Regions from separate parts of the Homo sapiens genome. Here region 1 is linked to region 2. Evidence: read pairs that join two places in POLR2A ChIA-PET (ENCODE). Cell type or tissue: IMR-90. All regions are shown on one strand. Each heading gives the region's core, and the rest is flanking DNA. Links, peaks and the distances in the headings are about the cores only. Region 1 overlaps STARD7-AS1 (STARD7 antisense RNA 1). Region 2 has its middle 31 kb from the start of DUSP2.

Region 1 (2,917 bases), core at 309-2,808, 57 kb before region 2:
TACCACAACCGGACCGGGGATGAGCTCCTAATCCAAGTGAAGGCACTTGATTCTTTCTTTTGGGAGCTTGAAGTGAGGATTCAAAGACATCAGTGTCAATTAGTGCTCAAACTGGAAGGATTTGTAAATTTAGAAACTGGGTCAGACATTTTTCTTTATATAAATGGAAAAGCTGAGAAGATTAGGTAGGGGTTGGGTGAAAGAGTAAAGCAGAAAGGAAGTAGAAAAGTAGAAAGAAAATAAGAGTCCACATAGACTTGGAGTTGCAAAAGAGGAATTACTTAGGTTCCTGTCCTAAGGTTTGAGTCCTCTGAGAAGATGCCCAGATAGGACTAAATGTGCAAGAGATGTGCTGGGAAAACACTTGTGAAGCGAATAGCAGGAAGCCGGAAGAGCCTGGGAGAGCTGCAATGCAGGTGTAGCCCCTGCCAGGAGACAGGAATGGAGGAGGGCTGGGTTGAGGAGGTGTTAGAACGCAGTGTAGTTCTTTCTTTTTCAGAGACAGTCTCCCTTTGTTGTCCAGGCTGGCCTCAAACTCCTGAGCTCAAGCAATTCTCCTCCCTCAGCCTCTTGAGTAGCTGGGACTACACATGCCTAACCATGCCCAGCTTAGAACGTAGTGTAGTTCTAAGAAAGCTCTGCAAGAGCTGATGAGGTGTGCTTGTGCCAAAGCCACCTGTCAGAGGAGTCCCCATATCCCAGAAATGGGCCTGCCTTAGTATGGCAGGCCTGCACTCAGTCACCGGGTGGGAGCAGCTCACAAGAAGGGTGGTCTCAGTGCAAATGCAGTGGCAGAATTTCATAGCCCAGCAGCAGGGGGCCATGTTACGCTCCCCTGCATTCAGAGATGTGAGCAGTGCACTCTCATGGCCACAGCTCCCAATGCCTTTTCAGTTCCTTTTTCTACCACCTTATGATGCGCAAGTGCCTTTCCTGCCTGTGAATTCTGAGCTTCTTGAGACACTCCTGGATCTTTCAAATTCGATTCCATATTTATGCTTAAACTACTTTGAGTGGATTCCAAGTACTTGCAACAAAAACAACAACAAAAAACATAGATTGAAATAGTAACAAGGGGACTATAATCTAAATTTTCTATATAAGAGGGGATGGAAGGAGGTAATAATAATTCTAGCGCTTATTCCTTATACCCTGTAGAGGGTTCTACAGTTTGTAATGTATTTTAGCTTACACAATCTTATTTGAGTCTTACAACAACCTCTGAACACAAGTAAGGCTGGCATCATTATCTGTATTTCACAGATGAGGAAGCTGAGTTTCAGAGACAATACAAATTATGCTGAATTGAAAAAAAATGGAGGCCGGGCGAGGTGGCTCACGCCTGTAATCCCAGCACTTTGGAAGGCTGAGGCAGGTGGATCACCTGAGGTCGGAGTTCGAGACCAGCCTGACCAACATGGAGAAACCCCATCTCTACTAAAAATACAAAATTAGCTGGGCATGGTGGTACATGCCTGAAATCCTAGCTACTTGGGAGGCTGAGGCAGGAGAATTGCTTGAACCCGGGAGGCAGAGGTTGCAGTGAGCTGAGATAGTGCCATTGCACTCTAGCCTGGGCAAAAAGAGCGAAACTCTATTCAAAAAAAAAAAAAAAAAGACAAACCATATAAATGTTAGCCTCTACCTATAAAAGCAGTGAGCCAAAAGCAGCACTGCATTCCTGGAGAGATTGCAGAAATTAGTTCCACCACTAATCAATGATCTGAAAGACACAGAGCTGATGATTTCCATTCAGCTTAGCTCTCTAGCCTGTGCAGATCCAAGATGGATCCAAGAGAATGGCGTGGATTATTATAAACTCAATTAGGTTGTGACTCCAATTGCAGCTGCTATTCTAGGTGTGCCTTCATTCATGAAGCAAATCAATGCATCCCTTGGAGCAAAGTATGCAGCTATTGATCTGATGAATGCTTTTTTCCTCAGCAATTTTTAGTAAAGACCATCAAAAGCAGTTTGCTTTGAGCTGACAGGGCTAGCAATACCTATTCGTTATCCAAACTCAGGACTGTATCAATTCGCAGTCATCTGTCATCATCTAGTTTGTGGAGACCTTGTCCTCTTCTCTACTCCACAGGACATCACATTCATCTAATGTGTTGATAATATGCTGATTAGAAGTAGTAACTATTCTAGCCACCTTGACGAGATATATGTATGCCAGAGGGTGGGAAATAAATCCCACAAACATTCAGTGAACCTTCTGGGGGGCCTAACGGTCTGGGGCATGTTAAGCTGGGCCCTACTACCACTAAGAGGCACAATGCCCAGTGGTTTTGGATTTTGAAGGCAATGTATACCTCATTTCAATGTTCTTCTCTGACCCATTTTCTGAATAACTTAAAAGGCTATCAGTTTTGAGTGGGGCCCAGAAGAAAAGATGACATTGTCATGACAGTTCCTGACTTATGAAGGTTCAACTTAATTTTTTTTACTTCAGCAATGATGCGAAAGCGATGTGCATTCAGTAGAAGCTGTATTTCGAATGCTGGATTTTGATCTTTCCCTAGGTGAGTGATATGTGGTGCGATGCTCTCTCGTGATGCTGGGCAGCAGCAGTGAGTGCAGCTCTGCCAGCCACAGGATCACTAGGCTGGATGACCAATATTCTACAGTGGGCTGTATGGACGGATCACTTTGCCCAACTGTAGGCCAATGTAAGTGTTCTGGGCATGTTTGAGGTAGGCTAGGCTAAGCTATGATGTCCTGTAGGTTAGGTGTATTCAGGGCATTTGCAACTCAGGATATTTTCTTTTCTTTTTCTGAGATAGGGTCTCACTTTGTCTCACCAGGCTGGACTGCAGTGGTGCAAGCATGGCTCTCTGCACCCTCGATCTCCTGGGCTCAAGCCATTCTCCCACCTCAGCCTCCCACGTAGCTGGGACTACAGGCGTGTGCC
Region 2 (2,917 bases), core at 155-2,654:
TAATTTATATTTTAAGCAGCTATGTGCCCAGTTAAAATTCAGAGGTGATTTGCTGGGCAAGAAAGGGAGAATGGAAATGGAGGACAGCTGGGAGTCTTTGCCAAATTATAGCTGAAAATAACTTTAAATGAATCACTTCAAAGGACCAAATGGTTCAGTTAAAAAGGGAAAAATCGCCAGTAGATGTTTTAGAACTTTCAGTAGTCTAGAACTCAGTAGATGTAGAATTTATTTGGCATCGACATCAAGCCAATTGGCCTGTAATTCATCCCCTTTTTGAAAACCCTAATAGCCTTTGCCCATCTCCAATCAGCGGTGCCTCTTTCTTCAGGAATTTAGACATTTAGTCCTTGTTGAGGACCCTCTGAAGAAATCTGCTTGGCCTCAGTGTCCGGAATAGGACTCTCAGGCATGCTTTTTTTTTTTTTTTTTTTTTTTTTGAGACAGAGTCTCGCTCTGTTGCCAGGTTGGAAGTGCAGTGGTGCGATCTCGACTCACTGCAACCTCCGCCTCCCGGGTTCAAGCGATTCTCCTGTCTCAGCCTCCCAAGTAGCTGGGAATACAGGTGTGTGCCACCACACCTGGCTAATTTTTGTATTTTTAGTAGAGACGGGGTTTCACCATGTTGGCCAGGATGGTCTTGATCTCCTGGTCTCGTAATCTGCTCGCCTCAGCCTCCCAAAGTGCTGGGTTTACAGAGGTGAGCCACTACGCCTTGCTGCACTTGTATTTTTGCTTCATTTCTAGATCCACTTTCTGTCCCTGCCCTTATTTGTGTGTGTGTTTTTTTCTTTCTTATATCTTTCTGTTTCTACTTTTAAACGTCTTGTGTCTGATATTTTTGTTGGCTAATTTGCTCCTCTGTTGGAACACAAGCATTGTCTAGATTAACACAAGTATCTGGCACACTTCCCATTTCCATACGCAAGTGATTGTAGTTGCCTGGGCTGTGGTTCTACATCTGGAGGTCAGGATTCATTTGGAAAGTTTAGGTGATGGGAGAGGAAGAAGGAACTGTTTTGGTATCCAGTTTCCTTTTTTCCGATGTGTTCAATCTTCCCTTTCCATCAGAAGATACAGAAGATACAGAAGTGGGCTGTGCATGGTGTTCACCTGTAATCCCAGCATTTTGGGAGGCCGAGGTGGGCGAATCACTTGAGGTCAGGAGTTCAAAACAAGCCTGGCCAACATGGAGAAACCCTGTCTCTAACAAAATACAAAAATTAGCTGGGCTTGGTGGTGCGCACCTGTGGTTCCAGCTACTGGGGAGGCTGAGGCAGGAGAATCGCTTGAACCTGGGAGGCGGAGGTTGTAGTGAGCCGAGATCGTGCCACTGCACTCCAGCCTGGCGACAGAGTGAGACTCCGTTTCAAAAAAAAAAAAGAAGATACAGAAATGGGAAACTTTGTGGGTGCAGGTTGGGGTGTCCCCAGGTGACTCCGGAGTGGTCAGCTGTGTGCATTTCTGTGTCCCAGGAGCTGCACCTCAGTTCTGTGGGCTGGGAAACTCCACCATGTCAGAGACCAGAGTTGGTTGAACTCAGTGTCTAACCAGGCTCCCAAGAGAAAGACACATTTAGCAGTCCAAGAAATACATGCTGGCAGGATGAGTCAGGCCTTGCTAGCCCGACCAGGGTCATCTCCACTGTAAGCAAAACACATGGGAAGCCCAATCACAGGGTTTCGTGGTGATCATGCAGGCAGGTGAGCATTCGCTTGGCTATATTTGTCCCACTACCACCTTCTGAGCTCGTCAGCAAGCTCCTGCGCAGTCTGGTGTTTTTGTTTTGTTTTGTTTTGTTTTTTGACATTGGAGTCTTGCTCTGTTGCCTAGGCTGGAGTTCAATGGCACAATCTTGGCTCACTGCAACTTCTGACTCCCAGGTTCAAGCAATGCTCCTGCCTCAGCCTCTTGAGTAGCTGGGCTTACAGGTGCATGCCACCATGCCCAGCTAATTTTTATATTTTTAGTAGAGATATGGTTTCACCATGTTGTCCAGGCCGGTCTTGAACTCCTGACCTCAGGTGATCCGCCTGCCTCAGCCTCCCAAAGTGCTGGGATTACAGGTGTGAGCCACAGCACCCGGTCTTTACTTTGTTATTTTTAAATTTTTTTCTTAAAATGTTCTCTGCTTTTGGGGGCTTGGGACTGTTCAGGGTATGTGTGTATATTTCAGTTTGCATTTCCCTAGACAGGATTGAGCCCAATATTTAAACAAATGTAGTTTAATGCTGAAAGGCACTTTAGAGGGCATCAGGTACAGATCTTTCATTTATAAACGATGCTCAGAGCTTAGCATTTGTTCCAAGTCACACAGCTCTTCCCTGGTCTAGAACCTTGGTCTTCTGGGATCCAATGCATTTTCCATTCCACTGTGTAATTTCTTGGCGAAGTTTTCGGAGAAATCTTTAGAATTCATAATATGCATGCCGTAAAGCCTTAAAACCACTCCCAACTACCCTAAGAACACCCTGGACGAGGAGTGTATTAGTTTGGTCATAATCAGCTGCTGTAACAAAGTGCCACAAACTGAGTGGCTTAAACAATAAAAATTTATTGTCTCACATTTTTGGAGGCTGGAAGTCCAAAAGCAAGGTGTGAGCAGGGCTGGCTCCTTCTGAGGGCAGTGAGGGAGAATGTTCTAGAACTCTGTCCCAGCTTTTTGTGGTTGCTGGCGTGTGAGCTGCATCACCCCAGTCCCTGCCTTTGTGTTCCCTGCATGCACGTGTTGCCCACATTTCCTTTTAATAAGGACACCAGTCATATTGCATTAGGGACCACACTACTTCATTATGACTTGATCTTAACTGTATCTGTAACACCCTATCTCCAAATAGGGTCACATTCTGAGATACTGGGGATTAGACCTTCAACATATGAATTTTAGAGGGATACAATTCAATCTAGAACAAGGGGA

Evidence for each region. ChIA-PET counts read pairs that join two places held together with the same protein. Peaks named below come from ENCODE experiments on the same cell type or tissue, not always from the same donor. Only the 100,000 strongest peaks of a DNase experiment are listed, where the experiment ranks them.
Region 1: POLR2A ChIA-PET joins it to region 2 with 11 read pairs; 6 of 35 experiments call an interaction of 5 or more read pairs at or near these places.

What each region holds. Positions count from the first base shown.
Region 1 is chr2:96,231,946-96,234,862 of GRCh38, reverse strand. The region is part of intron 1 of STARD7-AS1 (STARD7 antisense RNA 1); the gene reads right to left. Among named protein-coding and RNA genes, the nearest start is that of SNORA112, 19 kb to the right of the region's middle. RefSeq lists enhancers at 612-761, 772-841. In IMR-90, for the core only: no CTCF peak of the experiment used is centred there; no DNase peak of the experiment used is centred there.
Region 2 is chr2:96,174,845-96,177,761 of GRCh38, reverse strand. No RefSeq gene overlaps it. Among named protein-coding and RNA genes, the nearest start is that of DUSP2, 31 kb to the right of the region's middle. RefSeq lists an enhancer at 1,593-1,772. In IMR-90, for the core only: no CTCF peak of the experiment used is centred there; a DNase peak (open chromatin) is centred at 1,631.